2 separate regions of the Homo sapiens genome follow, and region 2 is linked to region 1. The links are chromatin loops, found by intact Hi-C in ENCODE. Cell type or tissue: dorsolateral prefrontal cortex. All regions are shown on one strand. Links, peaks and the distances in the headings refer to the core of each region. The heading gives the core; the rest is flanking DNA. Region 1 overlaps HIP1 (huntingtin interacting protein 1). Region 2 overlaps HIP1 (huntingtin interacting protein 1).

Region 1 (12,257 bases), core at 4,536-9,535:
TTTTTTTTTTTTTTGAGACAGGGTCTTGCTCTTTCATCCAGGCTAAAGTACAGTGGCACGACCACAGCTCACTGCAGCCTCGACATCCCAGGCTCAAGTGATCCTCCTGCCTCAGCCTCCCGAGTAGCTGGGACTATGGGTGCATACCACCACGCATGGCTAATTTTTTATTTTTTTTTAGAGGCAAGGTCTCACTATGTTGCCCTGGGTGGCCTTGAACTCCTGGCCTTAAGCGATTCTCCCACCTCCCAAAGTGCTAGGATTACAGGCATGAGCCACAGTGCCTGGCCAGCACCTGCTCTTCTTTATGACTGCATCATGCTTGTCATCCCATTTTGAACATCTGTTCACCCGCCAGACACATGAAGGTGGCATCTGGTCCTGTCGTGTCCACCCACCATCTCCCCTGGACTGGCACCTTCCCTGCTCATGGAAAGAGGTCAATAAACGTCCATTAAAGAAATAAATTTAAATGGTATGAAAGCTATTTATCTAAGGCAACAACCTCTTTTTTTTTTTTTTTTTTTTTTTTTTTTGAGGCAGAGTCTTGCTCTGTCACCCAGGCTGGAGTGCAATGGTACCTGGGATTACGGGCACACCACCACACCCAGCTAATTTCTGTATTTTTAGTACAGATGGGGTTTCACCGTCTTGGCCAGGTTGGTCTTGAACTCTTGACCTCATGATCCACCCACCTGGCCTCCCAAAGTGCTGGGATTTCAGGCATGAGTCACCCCCACCAGCCTATCATCATTTTTTTTTAAGAGACAGTGTCTTGCTGTGTCACCCAGGTTGAAGTGCAGTGGTGCGATCATAGCTCACTGCAGCCTCGAACTCCTGGGCTCAAGCGATCCTCCCGCCTCAGCCTCCTCAGTAGCTGTGACTACAGGAGGCTACATGCTACTATAGCCAGCTAGTTTTTTTTTTTTTCTAAAGGTGGGATCTCACTATGTTGCCCAGGCTGGTTTTGAACTCCTGGGCTTAAGCCATCCTTCTGCTTCAGCCTCCCAAAGTGCTGAGATGACGGGATTGAGCCACGGTGCCTGGCCAACATCCTCATTTTACAGACAGAAAACAAAACAAAACAAAACAAAACAAAAAACAGCAGCCCAGAGGGAATTAATACTCCCATTTCCCAGGAGACAAGAGTTTTAGTTGCGTATGCAGGTCTTTAACCCTGGAATGCTTAAAAAAAGCACTGATAGAGCGAGAAAATACATACCTTACTCACCTGCTACAAAAACACACCTGCTACAAAACTCAGAAACAGGAGCAAGCTATTCTGTCCATGTTGCCACCTCCTCCTTGCTAATGTGTCCCCACATTGCTGCGCTGGAGGGACTGTGTGCTAATCTGTCCCCGCTCTGCTGGTCAGCAAGGACATGGTGCTATGGGATGGGGCGTGCTATCTAAGGACTTTGGGAGGGAGGCCAGAGGATTTAAATTACCTGCAAGAGGTATTCGTCATTCACTTGAGATTTTTTTTTTTTGAGATGGAGTCTCGCTCTGTCGCCCAGGCTAGAGTGCAGTGGTGCGATCTCGGCTCACTGCAAACTCCGCCTTCCAGGTTCAAGCGATTCTCTTGCTCAGCCTCCCGAGCAGCTGGGACTACAGGCGTGCGCTACCATGCCCAGCTAATTTTTGTATTTTTAGTAGAGATGGGGGTTTCACCATGTTAGTCAGGCTGGTCTCGAACTCCTGACCTCATGATCCACCTGCCTCAGCCTCCCAAACTGCTGGGATTACAGGTGTCAGCCACCGTGCCCGGCCTCACTTGAGATTTATGAAGGGTCTTCGAGGTGCTGGTTGGGGGCACTGGATGGGGGCTTTTTGACCAAATGAGCTGTAATGGTCCCTTGTGACCCCAAAAGGGGTTCCTGGCCTGAGCCAAAGAGCAAGCAAGAGAAGCAAAGGCATTTACTCGGACTCGTTGGGAGTGCACAGGAGAGCAGGGCGTGTGCATGTATGTGGACGTGTGTGTGTGTACCTGTGTGTGCAGATGCACCCTGGGGAAGCTGGAGGGGCAGGAGGAAGCTGGCTCAAAACAGACCACTCAGAGCTCCCACCTTTCCAGCATGGAGGATATCTGAGGCCCGGAGCCTCTGGAGGTGCAGCATGCCCCATCCCATAGCACCACGTCCTCCACCTGATGCTGGAGGTCACTGACATCTGTGAACCTCCCATCCCTCCCCATCCTTGCCACCTGGCATTGTAGAAAAAAGGACACTTGCTCCCAATTTGTTAAAGGGTCTGTTCTGGTCTCTGAAGTTAGGAGAAAAGAGAAACAAATGGACATCTGTACAGCACTTGACAGTTTACAAAACGTCCCTAATGAAAGGTAGTGGAGCTTGGGTCGAATCCTTGCTCTGCAGCCAACCAGCTACATGAATTTGAACAAGCTAAGTAGTTCTCTGGAATCCTTGCTCTGCAGCCAACCAGCTACATGAATTTGAACAAGCTAAGTAGTTCTCTGAAGTGTATTCCTTCTCTTGGCCAGGCATGGTGGCTCACGCATCCCAGCACTTTGGGAGGCTGAGGCGGGAGGATTGCATGAGACCAGGAGTTCGAGACCAGCCTGAGGCCAGGAGTTCAAGACCAGCCTGAGCGACATAGTGAGACTCCATCTCTATATTAAACAAAAAACCACACAAAAAGGCTGGGCACGATGACTCACACCTGTAATCCCAGCACTTTGGGAGGCCAAGGTAGGTGGATCGCCGGAGCTTAGGAGTTTGAGAACAGCCTGGCCAACATGGTGAAACCGTGTCTCTACTAAAAACACAAAAAATTAGCCAGGTGTGGTGGCGCGCAACTATAATCCCAGCTACAGGGGAGGCTGAGGCAGGAGACTAGTTTGAACCCGGGAGGCAGAGGTTGCAGTAAGCCGAGATTGCATCACTGCACTCCAGCCTGAGCAACAGAACAAGACTCCGTCTCAAAAAAAAAAAAAAAAAAAAAAAAGTACATAAACAGCAGTACCATTTCAGCTATGCCCTCTCTTTTGTTTTCGTATATCCTAAGCAGAAGCTGAACTCCCACTTGCTTTTTTGGGCCCAGTATTCACAGTTTTTCAGTGCTAATCCATGTTGATTAAACATAAACCACTGATTAGTATCCCACTGTACCAACGTATTTGGCTACCCTCACATAGATGAACACTTAGGTTGCTTTTGACTTTTTACAATTAAAAATGAATTATTCTGCGCTTCAGTGAATAATCCTGATCATACATCCTTGTTCACATGTCCCTAGAAGGGAAACACTGGGGCTCAAAGCATGCACATTTAAAAATCTGTTTTGGCCAGGCATGGTGGCTCACGCCTGTAATCCCAGCACTTTGGGAGGCCGAGAAAGGCGGATAACAAGGTCAGGAGATCGAGACCATCCTGGCTAACATGGTGAAACCCCGTCTCTACTAAAAATACAAAAAATTAGCCAGGCGTGGTGGTGGGTACCTGTAGTCCCAGCTACTCGGGAGGCTGAGGCAGGAGAATGGCATGAACCCAGGAGGTGGAGCTTGCAGTGAGCTGAGATCGTGCCACTGCACTCCAGCCTGGGTGACAGAGCGAGACTCCGTCTCAAAAAAAATAAATAAATAAAAATAAAAAATAAAAATAAAAATATATTTCCAGGCTAGGCAGAGTGTAATCCTGGCACTGTGGGAGGCTGAGGTGGGAGGATCGCTTGAGCCCAAGAGTTGGAAACCAGCCTGGACAACATAGTGAGACCCCGTTTCTACCAAAAAAAACCCCAAAAGCCAAACTTCTATTTCCAAATTGATTTCCATAGTAGTGAAGACAATGGACAATTCCAACACCAGGGAACAGGTGCCCCAGCCGCTCCATCTACTCACCAACACTTGTTTTGTTGGGCTTTTAAATTTCCACTGTGAAATGGTATTGCGTGTGCTCCCTACGGTTCACATTTCCTCTTCCGTGAAATGCCTACTGATGTCTTTGCCCACTTTTCCACTGGGTTGCGGTTTCCTTCTTATAGCTCTGTGCTAGTTCTTCATATATTCTGATTCCCAATTCTTTGTCAGTTTTCTTTTTTGTGAGACGAAGTCTCGCTCTTGTCGCCCAGGCTGGAGTGCAATGGTGCAATCTCAGCTCATTGCAGCCTCCAACTCCTGGGTTCAAGCAATTCTCCTGCCTCAGCCTCCCACGTAGCTGGGATTACAGGCACCCGCCACCACGCCCGGCTAATTTTTGTATTTTTAGTAGAGACGGGTTTTTCCCATGTTGGCCAGGCTGGTTTTGAACTCCTGACCTCAGGTGATCTGCCCACCTCGGCCTCCCAAAGTGCTGGGATTACAGGCATGAGCCACTGCGCCCGGCCTGTCAGTTTTCTCTACCACAAATAGCTTATTCTGCCTGTGGCCTTTTTTTGTTGTTGTTGTTCTGTTTTGAGACGGAGTCTCTGTCGCCTAGGCTGGAGTACAGTGGCGTGATCTTGGCTCACTACAACCTCCACTTCTCAGGCTCAAGCAATTCTTGTGCCTCAGCCTCCCTAGTAGCTGGGATTACGGGTGTGTGCCACCACACCTGGCTAATTTTTGTATTTTTAGTAGAGAGAGTGTTTTTTGGCCAGGCTGGTCTTGAACTCCTGGCCTCAAGTAATCCACCTGCCTCGGCCTCCCAAAGTACCGGGATTACAGGCGTGAGCCACTGCACCCGGCCCCAGCCTGTGGCCTTTTTATGTACAATGGCATCTTTTATTGACAAGGTTGTCAATTTTATCAACATCTTCCTTTATTTATATGCTTTTGGTGTCTTAAGAATTTTTTTCCCTATTGAAACTAAGATCATAAAGATATTCTCTCGTATTTTTTTTGAAAAGTTTAAAAGCTTTGGTTTTCGCAGTTAGGCCTTTAATACACTCGGAATTTATTTGTAGTTAAGGCATAAAGTAATATTCTAATTTTATTTCTCCCTGTGCAGAACCAGTTGCTCTAGCGTCATGTATTGAAGAATTCCTCTTAGCTGGGGTTCCCATGGAAGCAGACTCTGAGACAAGGATGTCAGCGCAGGGAGCTTATTTGGTATTTGGGAAGGGCCCTGGAAAATGCTGGAAGGAGATAAGGAAGGAGAGAGAGGGATTTTCTTATCAACTGATGACCATTTATTTTCCTTCTCTTTTCTCATTTTTTTTTTGTTGTTGTTTGTTTTTGAGACAGAGTTTCACTCTTTTGTCCAGGCTGGAGTGCACTGGTGCAATCCTGGCTCACTGCAGCCTTGACCTCCTGGGCTCAAGCCATCCTCCCCTCTTAGCCTCCCAAGTGGCTGGGACTACAGTGCAGGTGCATGCTGCTACACCTGGTATTATTTTAGTTCTTTTTTTTTTTTTTTTTTTTTTTGTAGGTACAGGGTCTTGTATGTTGCCCAGGCTGGCTTCAAATTCCTGGACTCAAATGATCCTCCACCCTCAGCCTCCCAAAGTGCTGGGATTCCAGGCATGAGCCACTACTCCCAGCCTGATGAGCTTTGCTATGTGTCTAAAAGGAAATTTGTTTTCTTTATCGAGCATTTCTGGTATTTGTGGCAGCAGGATTTTCTGTTCTGGTCTCTGAAGTTCATTAAGGAGAAAAGAGAAACAAATGGACATTTGTACAGCACTTGACAGTTTACAAAACATCCCTAATGAAAGGTAGTGGAACTTGGGTCGAATCCTCGACCACTCTGAGGCTGTTACCGAAAGTCTCAGGCAGCCCCTGGCCTTCCCTCCAGGAGTCTAGAGGCACCTCCCAGAAGCAGGAGCCAATCCCTGTGGCTGGCCCCCAGTACCTTTCTCATGTCTGAACTTTTTACAATAACTTCCCAGTTTATCTCCTTGCTGGTCTCTCTTGTTGCCACCTCTTCTTTATCCTGCTGTGAATATCTATTTTTCTAAAACACATCTGGGCCGGGCACGGTGGCTCATGCCTGTAATCTCATCACTTTGGGAGGCCAAGGCGGGAGGATCACCTGAGGTCAGGAGTTCGAGACCAGCCTTGGCAACATGGCGAAACCCCATCTCTACTAAGAATACAAAATTAGCCAGGCTTGGTGGCGGGCACCTGTAATCCCAGCTACATGGGAGGCTGAGGCAGGAGTATTGCTTGAACCCAGGAGGCAGAGGTTGCAGTGAGCCGAGATGGCGCCATTGCACTCCAGCCTGGGAGACAAGAGCGGAACTCCGTCTCAAACAAAACAAAACAAAACAATCAAACAAAAAACTCATCTGGCTCTTGCCAGTCTCTCCACCTTTAAAGTCTCTTATGACCCACAAGCTGGGCCCAACCTTCCTTCCCAGCCTCCTTTCCATGGTGCCTTCCTCTCTTCCCAGCCCCTACTCCTGAACCCTCCGTGTTCCCAGAACCTGGCTGTCTCCCATGCCTCCAGGCCTTTCCATGTGATGTTTTCACTGCTGAATTTTCTCTCTGGAGCGCTGGATTTTCTCTCTTGAGTCCTGGGCTGTAAGAGTTCTTCCAGGCTAGCCCATGTGGTACCACTTTTGTAAGCTTATCCTCCCCAACTAGAAAGAGGCCTCCTGTCCCCCTGAAGGCCACTTACCATCCCCTCCACACCTCAGCCACTAAACTCAGTCTACTTGTTAGTTAGGAGTCTCTCTCCTCCACTAAACTGAGGGCAAAGACTGTGGTTCTTCCCTCATCCTGGATGCAACACAGCACCTGCCCACACCACCAACACCCCTCCGTGGGCCACAATCCGGGAGGTGGGACCGCCCTTGTGAAGCCACCAGGGGTTCCTCCCCTGGGGCAGGGCAGGAGCTTGCAGAGCTGTTGGGTGGAGGGAAAGGGAGACTCCTCACCACACACGCAGAAGTCCCTCAGCCCTACAATGAGAGCCAAGGAAGAACGGCCGGGGGCGCGCCGGGTCCGGGCTCCCAGGGGAGTCCATCATGCTGCGTCTGCAGGGGGTGGGGGGGATGAGCTGTCGGTGGAGCCCCTCGACGGGTGGGGGACGGGCAGGCAGCCAAGCGCACAAGTGCAGCCCGGCTGACAGGAAGCCGCACTAAGGGGAGATCTGCTTGGGCATCCAGGACACAAAGCCCCACCTGTCAGGCCCCCCACGCACACCCTCCACCCGCCGTCCGGGTCTGGCCCCGAGCCCACCACCAGCAGCTGCCTACTCCCTTCCTCCCTCCCTCGGTGGCCTTTGGTCCTCTCCCGGGACAGCTGCACCAAACCAGCAGGTGGGAGGTTGTTTGCACGGGCCTCCCAGCTCTGCCCCCCAACAGCCAGCTTCAAATTCCAGAGCCTCCCCAGGAACCAGCAGCAGAGAGTGGCCCCGTGGCCCCGGCGTGTCCCTGACTTGGGTGACAAGCAGAGCAGCAGTGCTTCCTACTGACCAGCTGACCGGGGCTTTCATCAAGGCCCCCTTTGTCCTCTGAGGTCCCCTGGCTCAGGTCCACCCTGCAGCCACGCGCAGGACCCCTGTCTACTGCAGAGCCTCTGGGCAGCCTGCCGGCAGCCAGTCACCATGATGTGAAAGCAAACAAACAGAGTGTACGCCCAAAGAGAGACACAGGTGGGCCTCGATTTCTGCCTTATAATAAAGGTAGGGCGCGGTGGCTCATGCCTGTAATCCAGCACTTTGGGAGGCCAAGGTGGGAGGACCACTTGAACCCAAGAGTTGGAGACCAGCCTGGGCAACATAGTGAGACCCTATCTTTATTATAAAATTAAAAAAATTTAAAATATATTTAAAAATAGGCCGGGCACGGTGGCTCACACATGTAATCCCAGCACTTTGGGAAGCCGAGTCAGGAGGATCACTTGAGGTCAGGAATTCGAGACCCGCCTGGCCAACATGGTGAAATGTCGTCTCTACTAAAAATCCAAAAATTAGCTGGGTATGGGAGTGCGTCTGTAATCCCAGTTTCTTGGGAGGCTGAAGGAGGAGGATTGCTTGAAACTGGGAGGGGGAGGTTGCAGTGAGCTGAGATTGCGCCATTGTATTCCAGCCTGGGCAACAGAGCAAGACTCCGCCTCAAATAAATAAATAAAGGTAATATCAACTCACTGTAGAAAATTATTTATACATGCATACATGCACATATATATAAATGTGTGTTCATAGATATACATTATATGCATATATAAATAAAAATGTTGGCTGTGCCGTGGCATTCAAGGACACGCTCCTTGGAGTACAGTTTTCGACTGCAGCTGTGCCTCCACAAAGAAACCACAAGAACAAATCCAGGGGGAGGGCTATTGTTGAAAGAGGTACTCCGATACTTCTCCCTTAGGTATCTCTCTGAGCAACCTCAGCCAGGACTGGCTGTGGGACGAGGGATGTCAACTAAGTGGATTGTGAGGGGTGTGCTAAATGGCATTCAGCACAGAATTTACAAGTGGAAACCTTGTAAATAGTGTCATCGTCATTCGTCACTAGGCACACATGGGGATCTGCGAGCCCTGGCTCCCGGTCTGCAGCCCTGATGGCATGATTTGATTTTATTTTTTTTCCGAAAGAGGGTCTTTCTTGCTCATGCCTGTAATCCTAGCACTTTGGGAGGCTGAGGCGGCGGGGGATCGCTTGAACCCAGGACTTCAAGATCAGCCATGGGCAACATGGCAAAACCCAATTTTTACAAAAAAATTTTAAAAATTAGCTGGGCTTGGCGGCACATGCCTGTAGTAGTTCCAGCTACTCAGGAGGCTGGGGTTGGAAGATCGGCTGAGCACAAGGCTGCTCAGGCAGCAGGGGGTGGTGATTGCACCACTGCACTCCAGGTGACAGAGTGAGACTTTGTCACACACACACACACACACACACAAAAGGTAAAGGACTTGAATAGTCATTTCTCTGAAGAAGACATACAACTAGCCAATAAGCACACGAAAAGACGCTTAACATCATTAGCTATAAGGGAAATGCAAATTAAAACCACAATGAGATACCATTTCACACTCACTAGGATAGCTATAATTTTTAAAAACAGAAAATAACAGGTGTTGGCAAGAATGTAAAGAAACCGGAACCCTTGTACACTGCTGGTGGAAATGTGCAATGGTGTGACCACAGTGGAGAAGTTTGGTTATTCCTCAAAAAGTTAAACACAGGGCCGGGCGTGGTGGCTCATGCCTGTAATCCCAGCACTTTGGGAGTCTGAGATGGGTGGATCACCTGAGGTCAGGAGTTGGAGACCAGCCTGGCCAACATGGAGAAACCCCATCTCTACTAAAAATACAAAATTAGCCGGGCATGGTGGTGCATGCCTGTAATCCCAGCTACTCGGAAGGCTGAGGCAGGAGAATTGCTTGAACCCGGGAGGCAGAGGTTGCAGTGAGCCGAGATCGCGCCATTTGCACTCCAGCCTGGGCGACAAGAGTGAAACTCCATCTCAAAAAAAAAAGTTAAACGTAGAATTGCTATACGACCCAGCAATTCCACTCCTAGATATGCATGTGGAACAAGTGAAAACAGGTAGTCAAGTAAATACTTGTACAGGAATGTTCACAGTAGCACTATTCACAGTAGTTCCAAAGCAGCAAATGTGGATCGGCAGATGAAATGGATAAACGAAGGTGGTCTAATCCATGCAATGGGATGTTGTGCAGCCATTACGGGAATGGAGTTCTGATACATGCTCCAGTGTGGATGAGCCTTGAAAACATGCTAAACGAAAGGAGCAGGACACAAAAGGTCACACGTGTGTGATTCCATTTACATAAAACTTCCAGAAAAGGGCCGGGCATGGTGGCTCATCCCTGTAATCCCAGCACTCTGGGAGGCCCGGGCAGGAGGATCGCTTGAGGTCAGGATTTCGAGACCAGTCTGGTCAACATGGTGAAACCCCTGTCTCTACTAAAAATACAAAAAATTAGCCGGGCATGGTGGCACGTGCCTGTAATCCCAGCTACTTGGGAGGCTGAGGCAGGAGAATCGCTTGAACCTGGGAAGCAGAGGTTGCAGTGAGCCAAGATCAAGCCACTGCACTCCAGCCTGGGTGACAGAGTGAGACTCTGTCTCAAAAAAACAAAAAACTTCCAGAATAGGGCCGGGCGCGGTGGCTCATGCCTGTAATCCCAGCACTTTGGGAGGCTGAGGCGGGTGGATTACTTGAGGTCAGGAGTTTGAGACCAGCCTGGCCAGCATGGTGAAACCCCATCTCTACTAAAAACACAAAAAATTAGCCGGGCACCTGTAATCCCAGCTACTCAGGAGGCTGAGGCAGAAGAATTGCTTGAACCCGGGAGAAGGAGGTTGCAGTAAGCTGAGATCGTGCCACTACACTCCAGCCTGGGCAACAAGAGCAAAACTCCGTCTCAAAAAACAAACAAACAAAAAAAACTTCCAGAATAGGCAAACCCATAGAGACAGAAAGAAGACTAGTGGTTGTCAGGGACTGGCAAGGAGGGGACAGAGGAATAGGGAGTGACTGTGTGATGGGCACTATGGTTTCTTTGCAGGGGGTGGGGAGGGGTGAAAGTATCTTGGAACTACACAGAGGTGGGGGCTGTACAACACTGTGGAAGTCCTGAATGGTGAACTGCACCTTTTAAAATGGTTAATGATTAATTTTATGTTGTGCAAGTTTTACCTCAATTACAACCAACCAACCAACTGCTAGGCACAGCTTCTAATAAGCAGCCAGCAGTTTCCAGTTTCCGTTGTCTCCCCCCGTCCCAATTCCACTCCCCAAAGGCAGTCTTGCTTTTTAACCTCTTTTCCCTTCTGGCCAGTAATGATAAACTTGATATTTTCAATTAATATATCTGCATTCCTTTTTCTTTAATTATTTATTGATTTTTTTTTAAGGCAGGGTCTTGCTGTATTGGCCAGGCTGGAGTGGAGTGGTTTGATCATAGCTTACTGCAGCTTCCAACTCCTGGGCTCAAGCAATCCTCCTGCCTCAAGTCTCCCAAGCAGCTGGGACTACAGGCACACACTGCCATACCTGGCTAATTTTTTTTTTTTGAGACAGATTCTTGTTCTATCACCCAGGCTGGAGTACAGTGGCGCGATCTTGGCTTACTGCAGCCTCTGCCCCCCAGGTTCAGACCATTCTCATGCCTTAGCTTCCTGAGTAGCTGAGATTACTGGCATGAACCACCACGCCTGGCCAATTTTTTTTTTTTTTGTATTTTTAGTAGAGATGAGGTTTCACCATGTTGGCCAGGCTGGTCTCAAACTTCTGGCATGATGTGATCTGCCCGCCTTGGCCTCCCGAAGTGCTGGGATTACAGGCATGAGCCACTGCGCCCAGACACTTTATTAATTTTAAATATTACCTAAGTACTTTCTATCATGACAGATACGACATAATTCTCTTGGATATCCTATCATCTCTCTTCCCCATCTTCTGAACAAGAGTTACACAAATATTTTAGTAAATAATCAGTGTATAAATTATGACGATGCAGCCGGGCATGGTGTCTTATGCCTGTAATCCCAGCACTTTGGGAGGCTGAGGCGGGAAAATCACTTGAGGTCAGGAGTTCGAGACCAGCCTGGCCAACATGGCGAAGCTTGATCTCTACCAAAAATACAAAAACTAGCCAGGCGTGGTGCTACGCGCCTGTAATCCCAGCTACTCAGGAGGCTGAGGCACGAGAATCACTTGAACCAGGGAGGCAGAGGTTGCAGTGAGCCGAGATCATGCCACTGCACTCTAGCCTGGGTAACAGAGCGAAACCCTGTCTCAAAAAAAAAAAAAAAATTATGATGCAAATTGCAAACGGCATTCGAAACAGGACTAAGTGAAAGACTATGCTTACATTTCCATTCTTGTTCAATGTGTTTTTCTTGGAGTAACTCCTTTGTTGTTTTATTTGTACACCTTCCTTTGTGCCACAGACATTCTTTTCCCAAATATCCCATTGTTTAAGGCATTCTGCGGGGCGCCTGGTTTCCAGGAGGCACCCCCCACGCCAGTGCCCTTGGTACCGCACTCACTTCTTCTGGCTGTCATCTTCTCTTCCTCTTGTCTTGCCGAAGTGTGCCCTCCAGGGAAAAGGATTCATGGAGATACATTTTTTTGCACCTTGAATTCTCTGAAAATGACTTTGCTCTGTTTTCACCCTTTACTAGTTGTTTAGCTGGGTATGAAATAACAGACTAAAATGATTTTCTGGCCAGCGCGGTTGCTCACATGTGTAATCCTGGCGCTTTGGGAGGCCGAGGTGGAAGGATTGCTTGAGCCCAAGAGTTCAAGACCAGCCTGGGCAACGTGGCAAAACCTCGTCTCTACAAAAAATACAAAAATTAGCCAGGCATGGTGGCGCTCACCTGTAGTCCCAGCTACTC
Region 2 (11,042 bases), core at 3,828-8,827, 89 kb before region 1:
AGGGCTTCCTCAGGTTCTTTCTTATGCATTATTAAAAGTAAGGGTGTGCAAGCCAGGTGCAGAGACTCACGCCTATAATCCCAGCACTTTGGGGGGCCAAGGTGGGTGGATCACCTGAGCTCAGGAGTTTAAGATCAGCCTGACCAACACGGCGAAACTCCATCTCTACTAAAAATACAAAATTAGCTGGGCGTGGCGGTGGGCGCCTGTAATCCCAGCTTCTCAGGAGGCTGAGGCAAGAGAATTGCTTGAATCCGGGAGGTGGAGGTTGCAGTGAGCCAGGATCACGCCACTGCACTCCAGCCTGGGTGACAGAGCAAGACTCCATCTCAAAAAAAAAAAAAAAAAAAAAGTGAGAGTGTGCTTCTGCTCCTCATCAAGGACCTTGGTCCCTGCAGGGAGTCCTGCACCTTGACCCCTTGGCTCCTCCTCCAGGCAGCATCTCCCAGCCCCTTTCCATTTAGCCAGCCTTTTGCTTGCCTTGACAGCAGCAATCTTTGTTTAAAATGCCCTTTCTGTAAACCTCAACACCCCACTTCTTCCGTAAACCCACCTGGCCCTGTTCAGGGGCACCTTCAATCTCTCCACACCTTAAATTCCCCATATATGGAATCCTGGAACCGCTTCTCCCCAGGCCTAATTCCAAACACACCCACTCCCTGCAGATAGTCGTCAGTTTGCATGTAATAAATGTCCATCAGGGTGGAGCGCGGTGGCTCACACCTCCAATCCCAGCACTTTGGGAGGCTGAGGCGGGCGGATCACCTGAGGTCAGAGTTTGAGATCAGCCTGACCAATGTGGTGAAACCCCGTCTCTACTAAAAATACAAAATTAGCCCAGTGTGGTGGCGCATGCCTGTAATCCCAGCTACTCAGGAGGCTGAGGCAGGAGAATTGCTTGAACCCGGGAGGCAGAGATTGCAGTGAGCCGAGATCATGCCATTGCACTCCAGCCTGGGCAACGAGCAAAACTCTGCCTCAACAACAACAGCAACAACAAAAGCCCTTTCCATAAACCTGAACACCCGACTTCTTCCATAAACCTGCCTGGCCCTGTTCAGGGTCACCTTCAATCTCTCCACACCTTGAATTCCCCATATATGGGATCCTGGAACCACTTCTCCCCAGGCCTGATTCCAAACACACCCACCCTCTGCAGATAGTTGTCAGTTTGCATGTAATAAATGTCCATCAGGGTTGGGCGTGGTGGCTCACGGCTGTAATCACAGGACTCTGGGAGGCCGAGGTGGGCAGATCACGAGGTCAGGAGATCAAGACCAGCCTGGCCAACATGGTGAAACCCCGTCTCTACTAAAAGTACAAAAATTAGCCGGGCATGGTGGTGCATGCCTGTAATCCCACCTACTCGGGAGGCTGAGGCAGGAGAATCACTTGAACCTGGGAGATGGAGGTTGCAGTGAGCCAAGATTGCACCACTGCACTCCAGCCTGGGCGACAGAGCGAGACTCCATCTCAAAAATAAACAAATGTCCCTCTGGCCTCACATGATTTTAAGTTCGGCTATTCCAGATCTCTGTCATTAGTGAGCTCTTTTTGGAGTGAGGAGAGAATTTCCACTTTTGTAATTGTGTGCTTCAACAAGATTCACAGACCCAGTAACTGGGCACTGTCAGTTGTTAGGACAACTCTGTGCCCGGAACTTTAGGCTTTACTCAGCAAGGCTAGGTCGCAAGTGCACTGTCATTTAGGGCAGAAGGACTCATCTCAGGTAGGAAACTAAATGACTCACCCAGAGCACATGTTATTTTGCTTCTGAACTGGAAGATACCATAAAGCTCCTTTCCTCGATGACATCTTCATTTAGAGAGGGGTGGGCTTAAACAGATGTTTGGGTCTGGAAGCTAAAATCAGCTTTTGGTGTAGGAGTCCTTTCTTTCTTTCTTTCTTTCTTTCTTTCTTTCTTTCTTTCTTTCTTTCTTTCTTTCTTTCTTTCTTCCTTCCTTCCTTCCTTCCTTCCTTCCTTCCTTTCTTTCTTTCTCTCTCTCCCTTCCTTCCTTCCCTCCCTCTCTCTCTCGTTCGTTCTTTCTTTCTATTTTTTTTTTAGACAGGGTCTCGCTCTGTTGCCCAGGCTGGAGTGCAGTGGCACAATCTTGGCTCACTGCAACCTCCACCTCCCAGGTTCAAGTGATTCTCGTGCCTCAGCCTCCCAAGTAGCTGGGATCACAGGCACCCGCCACCATGCCCGGCTAATTTTTGTTTTTTTTAGTAGAGACGGGGTTTCACCATGATGCTCAGGCTGGTCTCGAACTCCTGGCCTCAAGAGATCCACCCACCTTGGCCTCCCAAAGTTCTGGGATTACAGGTGTGAGCCACTGTGCCTGGCCTTGGTGTAGGAGCGATTTCTGAAATAATTCAGAAATAATGCCTTTCTGGCATTCTTTCACATATAAGCATTTTTATGCCCCAAGTATGTGTCAAAGCCTGTAAAATCCATTCAGGGAGAAAAAAAAGAAAATAAGAAAAATAAGACTCAGTCCCCAGCCCTCCAGGAGTGAATACCAAGGTGGCGGGCCAACCTGTTCACCATTTAGGCATCTGTGATAAATGTGTAAGCAGCATTTCTGAAGTCAGACTTCCTAATGCTTATTCAGTTTGTATCTAAGGCAGCTGATAAAAGACCTGATAATAGATAAATGCGCTGGGCATGGTGGCTCACGCCTGTAATTGCAGCACTTTGGGAGGCCCAGCGGGAGGACTGCTTGAGCCTAGCTAGGAGTTCAAGACCAGCCTGGGCCACAGTGAGACCCCATCTCTATAAAAAATTAGCCAGGCATGATGGCATGTGCCTATAGTCCCAGCTACTCAGGAGGCTGAGGTGGGAGGATCACTTGAGCCTAAAAGTTGGAGGCTGCAGTGAGCCTCCAACTGATTGTGTCACTGCACTCCAGCCTGGGTGACAGTGCATGACCCTGCCTCAAAAAAAAAAAAAAAAAAAAAAGCTTTGGGATATCTTTAATTAGGCATTTCAAACCCTACTGTATGGAGTTGATTTTTCAACATTTATTCACCATTTAGAAATTATGAATCAGAGACTCATAGAATGTTAGGGCTGGACTGTTAAATCTTTGAAATCTTTTTCTTTTTGAAACAGAGTTTTGCTCTTGTTGCCCAGGCTGGAGTACAGTGGTACGATCTCGGCTCACTGCAACCTCTGCCTCCCAGGTTCAAGTGATTCTCCTGCCACAGCCTCCCAAGTAGCTGGGATTACAGGTACCTGCCACCACACCTGGCTAATTTTTGTTTTTTCAGTAGGACGGGGTTTTACCATGTTGGCCAGGCTGGTCTCGAACTCCTGACCTCAGGTCATCCATCCGCCTCCACCTTCCAAAGTGCTGGGATTATAGGCATGAGCCACCACACCTGGCCTGAAATCTTCTTTGTCCAACCTTTGATTGAACAGAAAGTGACCTAAGACTCATGGAGGCCCCACTCAAGGTCCCAGAGTGAGCCCGAGAGTTCCAGTGGCAGAATGTCAGAATCTCCTTGCAGGGCCCCTTCCCTCCTCCCAGGGAGCCTCCCGGCAGCATGTGACCTGACCCTGCCGCTGCAGGCCTGGCCTCTCTGCACCCATGTCTTGTCCTGAACAGCACACTGCCTGATGATAACTGTCTCTCCCTTACTCATATCTTTTATCAGATTGATCACAAATTATTCGTAGGTAAGGGTCAGGGCTGAGTCATTTCCTCTGAGAAAATCCACTGGGCCGTTTAAAATAAAGGCTTTTCTTGGTTTGCTTTGAATCATCGCAAGGGTACCAAACGTGATGCAGGAAACCAAGGGGCCTGTGTCTTTCTGGGGAAAAAAAGAGCAAGATCTAGCTAGGCTCGCACAGGGCTGGACTTCTGGGTTACCCCAGAGAGGTTCTGCAGCCGCCATCCTAATTCCAGCCAAAGCATCTTCCCACTAAAGGCAAGCTGCTTTCCCTCTAGCAAACAGCAGTTCATATATCACACTAAGCAATGCTGGGCTTCTCTGGCTATCTAACCTGGAGGGTCGCCTCTAGGGGTTGAGGCTAGAAGGCTTCGGGACAAGCTGCTCTGGCTTGCCTGGCTGTGACACAGTAACCAAGAGCCCAGGTGAGGAGAAGCTTCCCACTGCAGACAGAAGTCCAGCCTCTGAGGCTGGGTGCGGCCTCCGAAGTTGGGCGCGGTGGCTCATGCCTGTAATTCCAGCACTTTGGGAGGCCAAGGCAGGAGGATTGCTTGAGCTCAGGAGTTTGAAACCAGCCTGAGCAACATGGCAAAACCCCGTCTCTACTAAAAATACAAAAATTAGCTAGGGGTAGTGATACACACCTGTGGTCCCAGCTACTTGGGAGGTTGAGGCAGGTGGATCTCTTGAGCCTGGAAGGCGGAGGTTGCGGTGAGCTGAGATCATGCCACTGCACTCCAGCCTAGGCGACAGAGCAAGACTCTGTCTCAAAAAAAAAAAAAAAAAAGTCCCAACTCTGCTTGCCCGGAACTCCACCTTGCTCTGGCCCAGCACACAGAGAGTTAAAAGCTTAGCCACCCCCCTGGCAGACTCTCTCCTTCAGCCTTTGGGGATTAAGCGCTCCAGTTCCTGGATTCTGCAACTCAAAGGCAGATTCCTAGGGATTCATCAGCCAGCATGGTCCTGCACCTCTCTACAAAGCCACAGGCTGCTCCTGGGTGTGGTGGGCTTACAGAGGGCTTTCAAGTCACCCATTCCCTAATCCACTTCAAGGCTCTTGTCTTCTTCCCCCTGGCATAGGTTGAACCTGTTCACGAAGGTAGAGAGCCCCTGCCTCAGTTTAAGGCCAACCAACCTCTGAAGCTAAGACTTTCTTTTTTTCGGCCAGGCATGGTGGCTCATGCCTGTGATCTCAGCACTTTAGGAGGCTGAGGCCAGGCGTTCAAGGCCAGCCTGGCCAACATGGCAAAACCCCGGTCCTACTAAAATTACAAAAATTAGCCGGGTGTGGTGGCACACGCCTGTCATCCCAGCTACTTGGGAAGCTGAGGCACAAGAATCGCTTGAATCCAGGAGGCAGAGGTTACAGTGAGCCGAGAACATGCCACTGCCCTCCAGCCTGGGCAACAGAGTGGGACTCTGTCTCAAAAAAGAAAAAAAAAAAAAACTCTCTTTTTCTTTTTTTTTTGCTTTCATGCTCAGAAAAGGAGATAACTATTGATTATGCAACCCCCAGGGGAGTGGTCCCTGTGTTCCTGTAAAGGCAAAGAAAGGACCTGGAGGGCTTTGAATATAGGTGAAGATCCCTCCTGACCCCCAGGAGGTCTCTCAAAGGAAAGTAACTTTCAAGTGACTATGAGGTTCTACAAAGCTTGAGTCGGCCAGGTGCAGTGGCTCTCCCCTGTAATTCCAGCACTTTGGGGTTACAGAGGAGGGAGGATTGCTTGAGGCCAGCTTGGGCAATGAGCAATACCCCATCTCTAAAAATCATAAAATAAATTAGCCAGGCATAGTGGTGCACACCTGTAGTCCCAGCTACTCGGGAGGCTGAGACGAGAGGATTGCGTGAACCCAGGAGTTTGAGGCTGCAGTGAGCTATGATCACGCCATTGCACTCCAGCCTGGGCAACACGGCAAGACCCCTTTTGGAAAAAGAAAAAAAGGAGTGCTTAAGTCCTTAAGGAAAGGAGCAGGATCTTTGGCAAGTTGAAAGGCCTGGGCTCCACAGCCTTTTTGGTGTCTGCCACCCTGAAGGTCTGTGGTCTCTGCAGCCAGCCCTCTCTGAGAAGCTGCCGTCATCAGAAGCTGCAGGGACCTGGCCTGTGCAGGGTTGCCCCTTCCTGGAGCTGAGCAAGGCAGCCTGGCCCTGACCTCAGTCCCCATGAGCTGACCTCCCTCAGGGTCGGTCTTCCAAGCAACATCCAAAAGGATATTTCTGGCGTGTTTTTCCTTTACAGCCACTTCCTGCGTATTAATGGCCTTATTGATGCTGACAGTCTGAAAAACAAGAAGGGGGGAGGGAAAGGAGGATGAGATGAATAAGCCTCTGAGAGTGGCTGAGACCCTCCCAGATGCCCGCCCCTTTCTCCTCCTCCAGCCAACCTCCCCCAGCCCCACGGGTGGTCGGTTCCTCTGCAGGCGCCCAGCTGGGGGCAGAGGTGGGCAGCGCTCCCAGGAGCCAGCTGGCTGGGCCGTCCTGAGGGAGTGGGCACCACTGCCTGGCATTGGCTGTGCCCAGCTGCTGCTCCCGCCTGCCACTCACTCCCTTGGCACAACAACATGGCAATTAAAGCCCGCACAAAGAGATGCTTTTCATCCCCCAGGGAAACATTATTTCTCCCGGAGCAGGAGGAAGAGGCGCAGAGATCAGGGAGCGACCGTGGCCCAAGAGCATCCAGCTGCCCCTCTCTCCCCTCCAAACCTTCCACAGAGCCTTCTCCGGCTGGCCAGCACCGGCGGTGGTCACTAAGTCTTTGTTTTCCCACACTCTTGGGCATTTTCCAACTTCTAAGCAAATTCCCTTGTACTTCCTTAATGACATCAAGGGACATTAAACATTCCCTCTCAATCGTTTTTAAAATCGTTAACTTTTTTTTTTTTTTTTTTGAGGAGTCTCGCTCTGTCACCCAGGCTGGAGTGCAGTGGCCCGATCTTGGCTCACTGCAACCTCTGCCTCCCGGGTTCAAGCGATTCTCCCGCCTCAGCCTCCCGAGTAGCTGGGCCTACAGGCACCCGCCATCAAACCCGGCTAATTTTTGTATTTTTAGTAGAGACGTGGTTTCACCATGTTGGTTGGCCAGGCTGGTCTCGAGATCCTGACCTCAGGTGATTTGCGAACCCCAAAGTTCTGGGATTACAGGCCTTGTTTTTTTCTCTTTTGAGCGGAGTCTTACTCTGTCGCCCAGGCTAGAGTGCAGTGGTGTGATCGTGGCTCACTGCAACCCCTGCCTCCTGTGTTAAAGCAATTCTCCTGCCTCAGCCTCCCGAGTAGCTGGGATTACAGGTGTGCACTACCATGCCCAACTAATTTTTGTATTTTTAGTACAGACGGGGTTTCGCCATGTTGGCCAGGCTGGTCTCGAACTTCTGACCTCAAATGATCCTCCCACCTCTGCCTCCCAAAGTGCTGAGATTACAGGCGTGAGCCACTGTGCCCGGCCAAATCATAACTCTTTTTAATTTTGCAAAGTGCATATACATAGGAGTACCATTTGCACAAACACAGAAAAGGGATTATATCATGTAGGCTGTTTTCTTAGGTACAGATTTTCTCCTTTTTCTGTTTTGATGTCATTCTATCCCTATAACCCATGTTAAAAACCTGTTATGTATCACATACATACACCCACACATACACATAAATACCTACATACTGAAGAGGTTAATTTTGCCATTGTTCTACAAAAATTAGATTGTCATATATAGACTTCTCTACATCTTGGTTTTCTTGAATGTATCTCCCGGAAAATTCTGCAAAGGGGCTGAAAAAACTCTAGTTTTTATTATTATTATTATTATTTTTCGTCCTGAGACAGGGTCTTTTTCTGTCCCCTAAGCTGATGTGCAGTGGCACAATCATGGCTCACCACAGCCTCCAACTCCTGGGCTCTAGCGATTCTCCTGCCTCAGCCTCCTGAGTAGCTGGGATTACTGGCGAATGACACCATGCTCAGTTATTTTCATTTTTGGTAGAGACGGGGTCTCACTATGTTGCCCAGGCTGGTCTCAAACTCCTGGCTTCAAGTGATCCTCCCACCTCAGCCTCCCAAAACACTGGGATTACAGGCATGAGCCACTGTCCCCAGCCAGGAATTACCTTTAAACTTTTAGGTGTGATAAATATGTTGTGGTTAATTTTTAAAGAGTTTGTTTTTTTTTTAAACAGGTTCATTCTGAAATATTTACTGGCAAGATGATACAATGTCTAAGATTTACTTCAAATAATCTGGAGAATAAAAAGTCTGGTGGTTGATGGTATAGACCCACGGATCAGCAAACTACAGTTACAAGCCACAACCAGACCAGACTAACACCTGGTTTTGAAAATAAAGCTTATGGCCGGGCACAGTGGCTCATGCCTGTAATCCCAGCACTTTGGGAGGCCAAGGTGGGTGGATCACCTGAGGTCAGGAGTTTGAGACCAGCCTGGCCAACATGGTGAAACCCCATCTCTACTAAAAATACAAAAATTAGCTGGGCGTGGTGACGGGCGCCTGTAATCCCAGCTACTTGCTACTCGGGAGGCTGAGGCAGGAGAATTGCTTGAACCTGGGAGGCAGAGGTTGCAGTGAGCCGAGATTCCACAATTGCACTCCAGCCTGGCTGAGAGAGCTCTCAGCGACAACAAAACTCTCAACAACAACAACAAAAAAAAAAAGAAAAAGAAAGAAAGAAAGAAAAGAAATCTTATTAGAATTCACCCACTCTCATGCATTTACGTATTCATTTAATATCAGCTGAGGCTGCTTCTGCATTACAAAGGCAGAGTTGAATGGTTGCGATGGAGACCATGCGGCCTGCAAAGCCTAAAATATTTACTAACTGGCTCTTTGCAGAAAATGCTGACCCCTTGTCCATAGGATATATGTTTGGCCACAAGTTCCTTGTTGATGCTGGGGCTATACCAGGGCTTCTTGGACTAGTCTTCATATTTGTATACGTTTGAACTTTTCTATAATGAAAGGTTAAAAAAAAAAACTTTGACCCAGTAATCTCACTCCTAGGAATCTATCCTTTGGAAATAAAAACTTTTTTTTTTTTTTTCTGTTTAGACAGAGTCTCACTCTGTTGCCCAGGCTGGAGTGCAGTGGCATGATCTCAGCTCACTGCAAACTCCGCCTCCTGGGTTCAAGCGATTCTCCTGCCTCAGCCTCCCAAGTAGCTGGGACTACAGGCGCATGCCACCATGCCTGGCTAATTTTTATATTTTTAGTAGAGACAGGGTTTCGCTATGTTGACCATCCTGGTCTCGAACTCCTGACCTCAAGTGATCCACCCGCCTCGGCCTCACAAAGTGCTGGGATTACAGGCGTGAGCCACAGCACCTGGCCAGCTTTTTTTTTTTTTTTTTTTTTTTTTTTTTCAAAAGAGATAGGGTTTCGCTGTCTTGCTATGTTGCCCAGGCTGGCGGGACTTGAACACTTGGATTCCAGTGATCCTCCTACCTCAGCCTCTCAAGTAGCTGGGACTATAGCTGCACACTGCCACATCCAGCTGCTGTTTTTCTAAATTCTCAGATATGCTCTTTTTTTTTTTTTTTTTTTTTTTTTTTGAGACGGAGTCTCGCTCTGTCACCAGGCTGGAGTGCAGTGGCGTGACCTCGGCTCACTGCAACCTCTGCCTCCTGAGTTCAAGCGATTCTCTCACCTCAGCCTCCCGAGTAGCTGGGACTACAGGCGCCTGCCACCACGCCCAGCTAATGAATATGTTCTTAAATTCATATCTCCTTATATATTTTCTTCTCCTGACCAGACTTGATTTTTAAACAGTATAACCTCTGTTGTAAGTTGAATTGTATACCCCCGCCCCACAAAAATATATAATCACGCCCAACCCCCCCCACCCCGTACCTATGAATATGATCTTATTTACAAATAGGGCATTTGCAGATGTAATTAGTTAAGATGAGGTCACACTGGAGTAGGGTCATATTATGGAATGTAATATGACTGGTGATCCTCGAAGAAGATGTAGGGATCCAGAGACACACAGGGAGGATGCTGCATGAAATGAGACAGAGATGAGTGATGAGTCTACAAGCCAAGGAATGCCAAGGACAGCCAGCGGCCACGAGAAGCTAGAAAGAATCCTTCCCGGCCGGGCGCAGTGACTCACACCTGTCATCCCAGCACTTTGAGAGGCAGAGGCGGGAGGATCACCTGAGGTCAGGAGTTCAAGACCAGCCTGGCCAACACAGCGAAACCGTGTCTCTACTAAAAAATACAAAAATTAGCTGGGTGTGGTGGTGTGTGCCTGTAGTCCTAGCTATTAGGGAGGTTGAGGCAGGTGGATTGCTTAAGCCCAGGAGGTTGAGAGTGCAGTAAGCAGTAATCACGCCACTGCACTCCAGCCTGGGTGACAGAGCGAGACTCTCAAAAAAAAAAAAAAAAATGGAGCCTTTCCTAGAGCTTTCAGAGACAGTATTGCCCTACCTTGCAAGACGGTGAGAGAATGCAGCCACCCAATTAGTGGGAATTTGTTGACAGCCCCAGGAAACTAATTACAGGGTCCTTTCCCCATCAGATGGGGTCCTCTGGGAGGACAAGAATGACATGCGATGCTTCCCCTACAGCACATGATTTGGGGCTCTCCTGAGCACAGTCGTTGGCTCTGCAGGGTGAGCGTAAGAGCAGTCAGGAAGGAATCTCTGGCCAGCACTTTGGGAAGCTGAGGTGGGAGGATCGCTTAAGGCCAGGATTTTGAGATCAGCCCGGACAACATGGTGAAACCCTGTCTCTACAAAAAATACAAAAATTAGCCAGGTGTGGTGGTGCACAACTGTAGTCCCAGCTACTAGGGAGGTTGAGGTGGGAGGATCGCTTAAGCCCAGCAGGCAGAGGTTGCAGTGAGCCGTGATCGCCCCCACTGCATTCCAGCCTGGGCAACAGAGCAAAAACCCTGTCTCAAAAAAAAGGAAAAAAAAAAAGATGCAAGTAAGAAGTGAAAAGTTCATTCCCCTAAACCTCTCCATGAAGCAGTACTTCTCTCCTATGGAGACGCAGTGCTTACAGCTTCCTCTTAGCACGTCCTTCCCTGGACCTTAGTCCTCAGTGACAGAACTGTCCCAAGCACTGTCTTCCCTGTACATTTCCTCAAGTGCATTACAGCCGTTTAAACTATGTTCTTCCCCTGGCACCATAGGCCAGGGGCACCATGACATAGGCTGGGGCACCATGACAATGGCAAAATTCTGGCTGCAGACAGACCCCTGGGCAAAGTCTCCATACTTCCGGAGCCCATCAAGGTTGTCTGCAGTCAGAAAGGACTTACAAGGCATATAAACACATAGAAGGACAAGAAACCCAAATCTGTAAGATGCTGACCTGGACATGGTTAAGTTCCAGGGGGTTTGGGAAGGCCTGTAAGGAATA

What was found. A loop is a pair of places that touch in the nucleus more often than their neighbours do. Peaks named below come from ENCODE experiments on the same cell type or tissue, not always from the same donor. Only the 100,000 strongest peaks of a DNase experiment are listed, where the experiment ranks them.
Region 2: it touches region 1 in a loop (9-fold over the local background); 5 of 110 quality-filtered maps call a loop at or near these places.

The regions. Positions count from the first base shown.
Region 1 is chr7:75,681,511-75,693,767 of GRCh38, forward strand. The region is part of intron 1 of HIP1 (huntingtin interacting protein 1); the gene reads right to left. Among named protein-coding and RNA genes, the nearest start is that of HIP1, 51 kb to the right of the region's middle. In dorsolateral prefrontal cortex, for the core only: no CTCF peak of the experiment used is centred there; DNase peaks (open chromatin) are centred at 6,931, 7,371 and 8,469; H3K4me3 peaks cover 1,693 bases; H3K27ac peaks cover 4,766 bases.
Region 2 is chr7:75,593,299-75,604,340 of GRCh38, forward strand. HIP1 (huntingtin interacting protein 1) reads right to left here. Exons shown (of 31, transcript NM_005338.7): 2 at 5,886-5,949. Among named protein-coding and RNA genes, the nearest start is that of SPDYE5, 110 kb to the left of the region's middle. RefSeq lists enhancers at 1,633-2,580, 3,495-3,634, 9,626-10,576. In dorsolateral prefrontal cortex, for the core only: a CTCF peak has its summit at 6,127 (motif pointing right); DNase peaks (open chromatin) are centred at 5,783 and 6,133; H3K4me3 peaks cover 1,534 bases; H3K27ac peaks cover 5,000 bases.